Regions from separate parts of the Homo sapiens genome. Here region 1 is linked to region 2. A link is an interaction called in ENCODE POLR2A ChIA-PET data of the cell type or tissue named here. Cell type or tissue: PC-9. All regions are shown on one strand. Each heading gives the region's core, and the rest is flanking DNA. Links, peaks and the distances in the headings are about the cores only.

Region 1 (5,385 bases), core at 386-5,385, 180 kb before region 2:
GGGTGTGGTGGCTCACACCTGTAATCCTAGCACTTGGGGAGGCCAAGAGGAGTAGATCCTGAGGTCAAGAGTTTGGGACCAGCCTGGCCAACATGGTGAAACCCCGTCTCTATTAAAAATACAAAAAAAAAAATTAGCCGGGCGTGGTGGCACATACCTGTAGTCCCAGCTACTTGGGAGGCTGAGGCAGGAGAATCACTTGAACCTGGGGGGTGGAGGTTGCAGTGATCCAAGATTGCGGCTCTTCACTCCAGACTGGGTGAAAGAACGAAACTCCATCTCAAAAAAAAAAAAAAAAAAAAAAAAGGAGGCCAGTAGCCAGAATAATCTGCACCCTATCAGGGAGCTCTATTTTGGATTATAACTAATAGAATCAATCTGATCCTCTTTCAGGGACTATAGAGAACAAGAGAAGTAGCAAAGGGGAAAGTGGGCAGGGAAGCTGGAGAGCACATGAATAAGAGGATGCACATTGTAACTACAGGGCAATAGACATCCACTTCAAAAGCAAGGACTCAGCCCAGCCGTCTAAGCTGCTGGTGTTCACTACATTTTTTTTCCAGCTCTCCAAGAAGTTGTGCCTCTGATCAAGTATTAAAATAAGCCTCCAGCATTTAAGATAATGTCAATGTGACTTTGTTCCTTGTAACTTAAAGGACGCAGCCCGAATTCATCATAAAAAGAAAAATTCAGACCTGCAATATACAGCACATTAAAATAAATAAGTCAGGCATAAAAAATACCACATAAAAAAAATTATACAACCCGAAGTCGAGGCTTTGACATTTACTTTCATAAAGGGAATAAGAAAAATGTGCAATGAAAATTACTCTATAGTTGTTCAAAAGATGAAATGAAAACGTGTTCAAAATGAAAACGTGAATACTTAAGCACCCACAGAGTTTGCTCAATGGCATTTAAAAAGCAAGCATTCTTTAAACTAGAATTCAAGAATCAAGGGTAAGTTAGGAAGGCATTAGTAATTATGCTTATTTTCCTGGGCTCTTTACATCAAAATGAAAGTAATTTCCAGCCCATAAAGCTCATTTTTAAAGATACCGCAATTAAAGATATTTTATCTCTATATACATGTGTAAATCTTTTGTCATAACCAAAATAGGTTATTGGAAATAAAATATGTATTGTAGCCAATTCAAGTTAAAAAAAAGAAACCTGGGTCTCCTTCAGTTGTCAAGCCATGAGAGCTTGGTCTCATATCAATCTGAAGATCTGTGTAAACACATAAGCTTTCAATTATTATAACTTTAAAAAGCCGCTTCAAAAGTCACCACACAATTACTTTGGTTTCCTTGGCATCCAAGTACTTTTTAAAAGCTTACTTTTTAGCTGTAATTATTTTGAAGTTTAGCGTTTATATCTTTGCATTTCCATTTCCAAAGCACTCTGCAGTTCTTAATATTTTTGAACAAGTCAGTAAAATAGTTTTGTAGCACTTTAAAGTTTTTAACGTAGTTCCCTAATAAATCGCTGTTCTGAAAAATCCCTATATAAGACAAAGCCTTTGCTCAAAAGTTTGTTCATTGTCTTTCCTTTTGCTTGCAAATGGTACAACTGTGTCTGTCTCAGGGAACAATCACTTTAATTGGGTATTAAAGAGACTGGGAATGTTTCTCCTCATTGAATATATCCACTCACAGTTAGGAAAACTTTGAGTTATTAAGACAAAGGGGTTATAAACCCAGATGGGATCTTGGATGTGCTTACAACATAAACTCATAATAGTACTACAAAAAAAAAACAAAGATGACACTATGATTTCTCATAGAGAACTGCATATTCCCAGGGTAGTTTTCTTCTGAAGAAATTAGGATACTTTACTTCCAAAGTGAAAAATATTCCCCTAATTAAGCATCCATACAAGCTGCATTTTCCTTATGACTCCACTTTTTATTCATGGGTTTTAAGATACCCCAAATAAACCTGGTATATAACATTAATACTACTCTAATTCTAATTATCTACTTTGAACAACACTTTCATATACGGGGATTTCTGGGAGTGGTATGATTTTAAAACACAGTGTATGTTTATATACACTGCCACGACCCTTCTTCTCCCACAAAATATTAATTCAGCAAATATTTAATACTGAAATCATGCCTTTATCACTTGGTACAGCTATTATAATTAAGTTGGCAATATAAGTAGCTTAATAGATAACTAGTATTTGGACTTCATACTTTAATTTTGAAAACTCACTGTAAAACACAGATTGAACTCTGTTCAATGAACTTCAATTTCATATTTAAAGCAAGTCTATCAACTGATTCATACCTTATCTTCAACATATACTCATGAAAAACTCACTATTGCGGCCGGGTGCGGTGGTGCACTCCTGTAATCCCAGCACTTTGGGAGGCCAAGGCAGGTAGATCGCTTGAAGTCAGGAGTTTGAGACCAGCCTGGCCAACATAGTGAAACCCCATCTCTACTAAAAATATAAAAGCCGGGCATGGTAATGCATGCCTGTAATCCCAGCTACTCGGGAGGCTGAGACAGAAGAATCGCTTGAACCCGGGAGGCGGAGGTTGCAGTGAGCCAGGATCATGTCACTGCACTCCATCCTGGGTGACAGAGGGAGACTCTGTATCAAAAAAAAAAAAAAAAAAAATTAGCCAAGCATGTGGTCACACACCTGTAGACTCAGCTACTCAAGAGGCTGAGGTGGCAAGATAGCTTGATCTCAGGAGATTGAGGCTGCAGTGAACCAGGATCACATCACTGCTCTCCAGCCTGGGTGACAGAGCAAAACCGTCTCAAAAAAAAAAAAAAAAAAAAAAAAAAAAAAGGAAAAAACGGAAACCTAGGTATATGAAGCCATCACGGAACTGATGTACTATATAAGCCAGAGCCAGCCTTTGTTGGAACTCACCTGATTTTAATAAATTTTCCTTCTCGTTTAAGCCATTTTGAAGTGGAGTTTTACTGCTTATAGTTAAAAAAGTATCTTTCTGGATTTCCACGTGTTGGCTTATTTAAAAAAACTGAAATTATAAGACTGAGCCCTGTGTTTATAACTCAGAAGCATGACTTACTAACTTTGTGAATGGGGGCAGGGCACTAACCATCTTGAGGTACAAGTGAAACAATAGCATGTATTTTATAAGTACAGTTATGAAAAAAGAGAGGGCAACTCAGTGTGTTAGCTGTACAATGTCTATAAACTTTTAACAGTCAGACAAGTTCTGGCAAACAACCTAGTATATCAAGTGGGGCCAATAATGGATCTACACCCCAACCCTAGAATGTTTAAATCCAAGATGCTCCACCTAATGTCTACATTATGAAAACTGCCCCCTCTATGACCAAATATATTTGAAGTCAAAGGAATCAAAGGAAACAATTGTGACTGCATGAATGCTAATAAATGAAAATTTTATTTGCGTCAGCATTAGCATTCTGATTTTTAAAGATTAGATATAGAGATATCACGAATTTGATCTTCAACCCAAACTTTTTTTTTTTTTTGAGACGAAGTCTCACTCTGTTGCCCAGGCTGGAGTGCAGTGGCACGATCTCGGCTCACTGGGTTCACACCATTCTCCTGCCTCAGCTTCCCGAGTAGCTGGGATTACAGGCGCCCGCCACCACGCCTGGCTAATTTTTCGTATTTTTATTAGAGACGGGGTTTCACTGTGTTAGTCACGATGGTCTCGATCTCCTGACCTCGTGATCCGCCCACCTCGGCCTCCCAAAATGCTGGGATTACAGGCATGCAACCCAAACTTTAAATCCCTTAATAATACCATGCTGGAAAACAGCATGAAGTATAATCAACTGTGAAACAGGTTAAGGCTGGGTACAGTAGCTCACACCTATAATCCCAGTACTTTGGGAGGCTGAGGCAGGAGGATAGCTTGAGCCCAGGAGTTCAAGACCAGCCTGAGCAACATAGCGATACTCCATCTCTATTAGGGAAAAAAAAAAAACAGTTGAGCCAACAACATGATAGGGATATGGTCTGCTATTGGCAGCAATTCAAACAACATGGCTCAAGCAATCTCTATTAAAATGTCTGGAACAAGAAATTAACAGAGTGGCATATTCATGAAGCTACAGATTTTTTTTTTTCTGTTAATATCAACTATTCTGTACCAGAGACACATTCTGAAATTTACATTATTATTGTTAAAGATTTTATTAGAAAGTACTTAAATACTTAATACATTAGTATTTAAGTACTTGTTAGTACTTAATTAGTATTTAGTAATAATAAACAAGCACTAAAGAATATTTAATTGCAGAAGTAGAAAATACATTGTGAACTTCCTAAGTTATCAATCACGTTATGAGAATGTAAGTTTTATGTATTAAAAAATAAAGCAAGGCAAAAACTTTATTGCACTTAACAATATACAAAATAGAATAAATATACAAAATAAAAAATCCATTATCCGACTGTAGATACAAAATAGTTATTTGCATGTAATAAACATTAATATTTCAATAAAAAATATTTTAAATAAAATAGAATAGTATTACCAGACTGTATTAGGACAGTATAGTATCACAAAACCTTATAGGAAATAGTAACAATCTGCGAATAACAGAATTTTTTCTATTACATACTAAATACAAGTTTTATCTCCATTTATGCAAATCATTAAAGAAAATGTTAAAGAATTCTTATTCTAATTTTTTGTACTTTTATTCTAGAACTACGTATTGCAATTTCCAAGAAATAACCTACAGATTCCCAGAAGGATTTTTTTAATACTGGCAGTCTTCCTGTTCAATACACAAAATATCAATCTTTTCTTCTGTCAGAAAACTCAAAATTAAAAACTACACCAGGCTCTTTGTTCAGTGTTTTCTCCTCTTCTTGGATGCAGTGAACTCTAAAGACATAAAGTTTAAAAGTCAGTCAGATCTAAAAACAAAAAAAAAACAAACAAAAAAAACAACTGACACTTACATGATAATACCTAATTGATAATACACATTTCAACTACATAGACGTCTAACTGGTACAACACAATAAGAATGCCCTCACAGCAAAGACACAACAAAAAAATCTTAAACCTGACATATTCAAGAATTTTTTCTTCAAAATGATACAGCAGTTTAAAACATACTATCGGCCAGGTGCAGTGGCTCACGCCTATAATCCCAGCACTCTGGGAGGCTAAGGTGGGCGAATCATGAGGTCAGGGGATCGAGACCATCCTGGCTAACATGGTGAAACCCCATCTCTACTAAAATAAATACAAAAAATTAGCCGGGCGTGGTGGTACATGTCTATAGTACCAGCTACTCAGGAGGCTGAAGCAGGAGAATTGCTTGAACCCAGGAGGTGGAGGTTGCAGTGAGCCAAGATCGTGCCACTGCACTCCAGCCTGGACGACAGAGCGAGACTCCATCTCA
Region 2 (5,961 bases), core at 550-5,549:
CTTTAAGTCTCTCAAGCTGTATGACTCTAAGAACTCCATGGAGTAGGTAAACAAGGACGTTATCCTCTTCAAATGAGGACATGCCAGGATTATATCAAATACTGTTTCATCCAAGGTTTAGGGCTATCCCTTGGTGGAACATAATTTTATCCTTATTTTGGATAACTGGGTATTTATTGACATTTTAAAAACAAAGACTGTTTTAAACTATGTAAAAAATACAACCGGTTAATTTCTTCTAGAGTTATCTTTTCTGCATTGTTTGTTGTAGTAAAAAACACATAAAATTTACCATCTTAACCATTTTCCATAGTGTTAGGTAAATTCATGTTGTTGTGAACCAAATCTCCAAAACATTTTCATCTTGCAAAACTGAAACTCTATCCTCGTTAAATAACAACGCTCCTTTTCCCCTTCCCCCATCCCCTGGCAACCACCATTCTACTTTTTGTTTTAATGGATTTGTCTACTTTTGATACTTCTTATAAGTGGAATTATCCAGTATTTGTCTTTTTCGTGACTGGCTTATTTCACTTCACATAATTTCCTCAAGGTTCATCCATGCTGTAGCATGTGACAGGATTTCCTTTCTTTTTAAGGCTGAATAATATTTCATTGTCTGTGTACACCACTTTTTTTTCCATTCATCTGATGATGGACTTTTGGGTTGCTTCCACCTCTTGACTATTGGCATAGCCCCATTTTTAAAATATTGCAATTTAATTTAACTCTTACCTTCTCATTCCCTCTGGTGGATTTAATAAATGCAATATCATCTGTAAGGCACGTGTTCCAATAAGGAAGAGAATGTAGCATGAGAAGAGAGTTGAAGGCAGAACCCTAGGGAACCCAGTTCTTTTAAGATGCCAGGAAACTAATAAGAAGGAGGACGATAAGGAAGGATCAGTGGGAAAGAAGAAGCCCCAGGGATAGGAGCGCTTCCAAGAGGAAGAAGACAAAGGTCAGAAAGTACAAGGAGGCCAAGTAAGGTAAGTACAAAAGGGTGTTCACAATAGCAAGCCTGTTCGGATGGTTTGCAGTTTCAGAAGAGGCTAGAAGGCTGATTAAAGTGAATGAGGGAGTGAATGGGAGATGTGAAGGTATAGGACTCTGTCGGAGACCACTCAAGAAGTTTAGATTTGACAAGAGGAAAGAGACTGGGTGGTAACTAGAGAAGGATGTAGTGTTTTTGTTTTGTTATTGTTTCTTAACCTGAGAGAGACTTCAGGATGTTTAAATGCTTCTTTCAGTTTAACTATTGTTACATAAAAAACTACCCCAGCCAGGTGTGGTGGCTCACGCCTGTAGTCCAAGCACTTTGGGAGGCCGAGGCAGGTGGATCACTTGAGGTCAGGAGTTCAAGACCAGCCTGGCCAACATGGTGAGACCCTGTCTTTACTAAAAATATAAAAATTAGCCAGGTGTGGTGAAATGCTCCTGTAATCCTAGCTACTAGCGAGGCTGAGGCACGAGAATCGCTTGAACCTAGGAGGCAGAGGTTGCAGTGAGCCGAGATGGTGCCACTGCACTCCAGCTTGGGCGACAGAGTAAGACTCCGTCTCAAAAGCAAAACAACAAAACAAAAACTATCCCCAAACTGGATGGCTTCAAAGAAAACATTTTATTTTGCCCCATGATTTTGTGGGTCAGGAATTGAAAAAGGGCTTAGCTGGGTGGTTTGGCTTTGATCCATGTGGTGTCAGCAGCAGGGGTTGAGACTGGAGGGTCTGCTTTCCCAATGGCTGCTTCACCTGCACATGGGGTGCCTTGGTGCTCCTTGGCATCTCTCTCCCCTCCCAGGCTTCTTACAGAATGACAGTCTCAGGATAATCACACTCATTCCATGACAACTCACTTCCAAGAGACCTAGGTGGAAGCGGCAAGGTTTTTTTGACCTAAATTTGAAAGCCACAGAATATCACTTCCATGGCTTTCTTTTGGTCATGCAAGTCATTAAGGCCTGCACTGATGGATTCAAAAGGAGTGAAGGAATAGACTCTGTCGCTTGATGAGGGATGACATGAAGCCATAGGGAGGGAGGGAATTAATGGCAGCCATCTTGGAGACAAACAGAGCGAGAGAGATTGAAGTTGCTCAGGTAGCTGAGGTGGCAGGAGTTGATGAGACATTTGAGATTTGAAACCACAGATAGGTAGATTGAAAAATGTGTGGCAAGAGGAGGGAGCTCTTTTTATGATGCTACAACCCTCTATAAACCACATACTTGAAGGTAACCTGAGGACATTTTACAGGATGCAGGAAAATCACAGAGGTCTACCTACTTTCTTCATGCACTTGGCACTCTCTAGGAGGAAATTCAGGGAGTTAGGGGACCATTGCTAAGCCAAAGGGTACTGTGGTGTTCACAGATAAATACACTAAAGGGCCTACCACTGTTATATATTGGTCTTTAACTCTCCCATCTCAAGTACAAGCTGAGGGAATCTCTGCAGTCAAAGGTCTCTCTTGTTATCTTTACCCATCCATCTTTAAAAGTAATCAGTGATTAACACTTCCAATAAAACAATTGTTCTGCCACTTTGAGAGGAAGTGCAGTGAATAGTCCCTGGACTTAACCTAACTACTCCAAACTACTCCATCTTCCAGCTATGTGACCCTGAAGGCCAATTACTTGAGCTGAGCATCAGTCTTCCCATCTGTAAAATAGGCACCAATAACCACGCAATAACCTCAAAGAGTTGTTACAATAATAAAATAATTATCATAAAGTGGCACTTAGTAAGCTCTCAGTAAAGCTAAGGTATTTTTATTCTTAAAACTGTTATATCTTCAAATGAGCTCCTCAGTTTCATCTGTGGGCAGGAGGCAGTTTAGACCCTTAACATCCATAAGCATTTGCTAGACATGCTGGAAATCATCGTGACTCACTCTCCACAAATGAGGCCCTTTGTGCAGGAGTGGAATTTTACCTTGTGTGCTATCCAAACTTTAGAAGCTTCTCCAACGGCTAGCTTACAAGGAGAAAGTCTCTTGGGCACTTAAATAAGATAATGAAGCTCACTGAATCAGAGGGCTAAGAAAGAGACTTTGAGAATCTTTCTAGTTTGCTCCTACCTACACCATCCACACGTGAGAATCTGCCTTTCTGCAAACAGCCCATGGATCTTACAATTCCATCTCCAGTTACCTTCTCTCCCAGTCAGCCCTGCCCTCCCTCCACCCAGCCAGGCTCCTGGAGCCCAGGCTGGCCGAAGTCAGAGCCCTGGGCCTCCTTCTTGCCTGGGAGCCAAGTTGGAACAATGGCGTTTATCAGTCTTGTGCTGTATTTTAAAATGAGCTATGATAACAGAGCACTTTGACTAGCATTTTTATAAATACCATAAAAAAAATCTTTCTTGGGCCAGTTTCAAGAATGTGGGGCACTGGGTCAGTGAACAATGATGCAGAACGGACTTGATCTCTTTGTTTGGGCAGCCGGATACCCATGGCTAGTTGTAACCACCTTACTGGTTTCTCAACATTCCCCTTGCTCTTCACAATATTCGGCTTTCTGCAGAGAGGGTCATTTCTACATATGACACTCTGAGCACTCCCATATCCCACCATAATACTCTGGACTCCAGGCTAAATAGAGCCTGGCCTCGAAGTTTCACCTGTGGCCTGCTCTAACCTCCTGCCCTTGATGTGAAAGTACAAGCGGATCCTGGATGTCCTCCCTCCAGCCTGTGCAGGAGATCTCTTCCTTGCCTACATGCTGGGAAGCATTTCCTGACCGATGCTTCATTCTCACACTCTCCACTCCCCACAGCACCTGGCCGCCCTTTTCCAGCTAATTCACTCTCATAATAACTGAGTTCCCGTGTACCCTTTACGGATTTTAACAGTGGAGTTCTATGTAGGCTTAGAGTTTTCTGATTTTTTTTTTTCTCGCTGAAAAAAGAAATGAAGGAACCCTGATTCTAGCTCTTAATCCAAAATGATTCTACTTAGGCTATCAGGAAAGGAAAGTGAAATGATGGTGGGGAGTCAGTGGTGAGGTGGGGAGAAGTGTGTAGGTGACTCTGGTAGCGGCAATGAAGTCGTGGGGGACTCCACAATCAACACATTGATGATAGGTGTTTGTCTCGGGGCCAGAAGCATCTTAGGGGCTGGGTCCATATCTGTTTTTTAAATTATTATTTTATTATACTTGTACATACCAAATAACTGAGGTAAAAAACTAGAGGTCGAAGTTCCTATTTGATCAGTCATCCTAACAGAGAAACTGCTTGTATTTGTCTTACTTTGGGTTCCTTCGGGTTCACGGTGTTTTTCAACAGTTTTTTAAAAAAGCATTATTTCCCCTCCTAAGGACCCTTGGTAGATATTTTTTCCTAAATGGACCCCCCGTGAATTTTTAATCCCTCAGATATACTGTGAATTTGTATAATGTATGCATATCTGTGCTTTATACATTAAAAGAGCAATATTGTTTTGTCGCCTATGTAAGCGGTCCCCAATCTTTTTAGCACCAGGGAGTGGTTTCATGGAAGACAATTTTTCCATAGACCATGGGGGGATGGTTTCGGCATGAAACTGTCTACATCAGATCATCAGGCATCAGTTAGATTCTTATAAGGAGCGTGCAACCTAAATCCCTCTCATGCGCGATTCACAGTAGGTTTCGCCCTCCTATGAGAATCGAATGCCGCTGTGGATCTGACAGGGCGGAGCTCAGGAGGTAATGCTTGCTCGCCTGCCGCTCACCTCCAGCTGTGCGGCCCAGTCCCTAACAGGCCACGGACTGTACTGCTCCTTGGCCTGAGGGTTGGGAACCCCTGCCCTATGTAACCAACTTCAGCCCCTTGGCGGCTATATCACCTCTGTGGAGATTATGTGGCCCAGAACCAAACCAAGACAAGGCAAATAGTTTATGAAGAAAATGCTGGAAGGGGAGTGGGAAAGTGAGACAGGGACAGAAAGGAAGCCAAGATAGAGGAAGTTGAGCAGGTTGCCACTGCAGGCAGCTGGAGTCCAGTCTCGCTGGGGTTCATGGAACCAGGATGAAACACCCACCTCCAGGACACCTTACCTAAGGGGCCAGGTATATACCCAGAAATTCCCATCCGTCATTGGGTGAGGGTTGCTCCCAGGGGAAGAGGCATTCTCCGGCCATTTTATTTTGTCCATGCTTGGGCAGAATGGGCCATAGAGGACAGAGAAAGCCCTCAGGCAGGGTCATGGGGGCTGGCAGCAGCCTGAGCTGTTAACTCAGGGCACAAACAACGATAAGTGCTGGAGATGTGGTGGGGGGCACTGATGCTGCGCTATTTTTAATGTTTCCTTCTATTGCATGGTCCCACGATATGCTGTTTTTACATAGCTATAATCATAACTATTAGAGATAGGATTTTGTACTGTACTTTTTTCACTTGAAGCATTTTTTCAGGTTGATCCAGTTTTCATAATTATAAGTTTTAAAGGCTGCATAATTTCACCTCATGTGCATATACCATAATTCCCATAACTATTTCTCCATTGCTAAACATTTTGTTTATTTCCATTTTTCCTGCTGTTATAAATAAATTGCTAGGGGAAAAAAAAAAACCCTGGAAGGCACAAATTAAAACACAGCAAATTGTCTTAAGTGATAGAATTATAGGTATTTTTAAAATTCTGTCTACTTTCCTATAATTGCTTTTAAAACAGGAAAAATAACAGTTTTATGCACTAATTTGGTTAGCCTAAATAGCACCCAGTTGTTCAATCAAACACTAATCTAGATGTTGCTGTGAAGGTATTTTATAGTTGTGATTAATGCCTACAATCAGTTAACTTTATGTAAAAGAGATTATCCTTGATAATATGGGTGGGTTTGATCTAATCAGTTGAAAGGCCTTAAGAGCAGAACTGAGGTTTACTTGAAGGAGAAGAAATTCTGCCTTTGACTATAGCCTCAGATCTAACCTGAGCTTCCAGCCTGTCCTTCCTGATGATCTGCTCTATGAATTTTGGGCTTAC

Evidence for each region. ChIA-PET counts read pairs that join two places held together with the same protein. Peaks named below come from ENCODE experiments on the same cell type or tissue, not always from the same donor. Only the 100,000 strongest peaks of a DNase experiment are listed, where the experiment ranks them.
Region 1: POLR2A ChIA-PET joins it to region 2 with 5 read pairs; 4 of 35 experiments call an interaction of 5 or more read pairs at or near these places.

What each region holds. Positions count from the first base shown.
Region 1 is chr14:61,794,423-61,799,807 of GRCh38, reverse strand. SNAPC1 (small nuclear RNA activating complex polypeptide 1) reads right to left here. Exons shown (of 10, transcript NM_003082.4): 10 at 3,380-4,859. The coding sequence ends at 4,825. Among named protein-coding and RNA genes, the nearest start is that of SYT16, 16 kb to the left of the region's middle. In PC-9, for the core only: no CTCF peak of the experiment used is centred there; no DNase peak of the experiment used is centred there; H3K27ac peaks cover 333 bases.
Region 2 is chr14:61,613,656-61,619,616 of GRCh38, reverse strand. The region is part of intron 1 of LINC03033 (long intergenic non-protein coding RNA 3033); the gene reads right to left. Among named protein-coding and RNA genes, the nearest start is that of LINC01303, 46 kb to the right of the region's middle. In PC-9, for the core only: no CTCF peak of the experiment used is centred there; DNase peaks (open chromatin) are centred at 2,906 and 3,426; H3K27ac peaks cover 1,803 bases.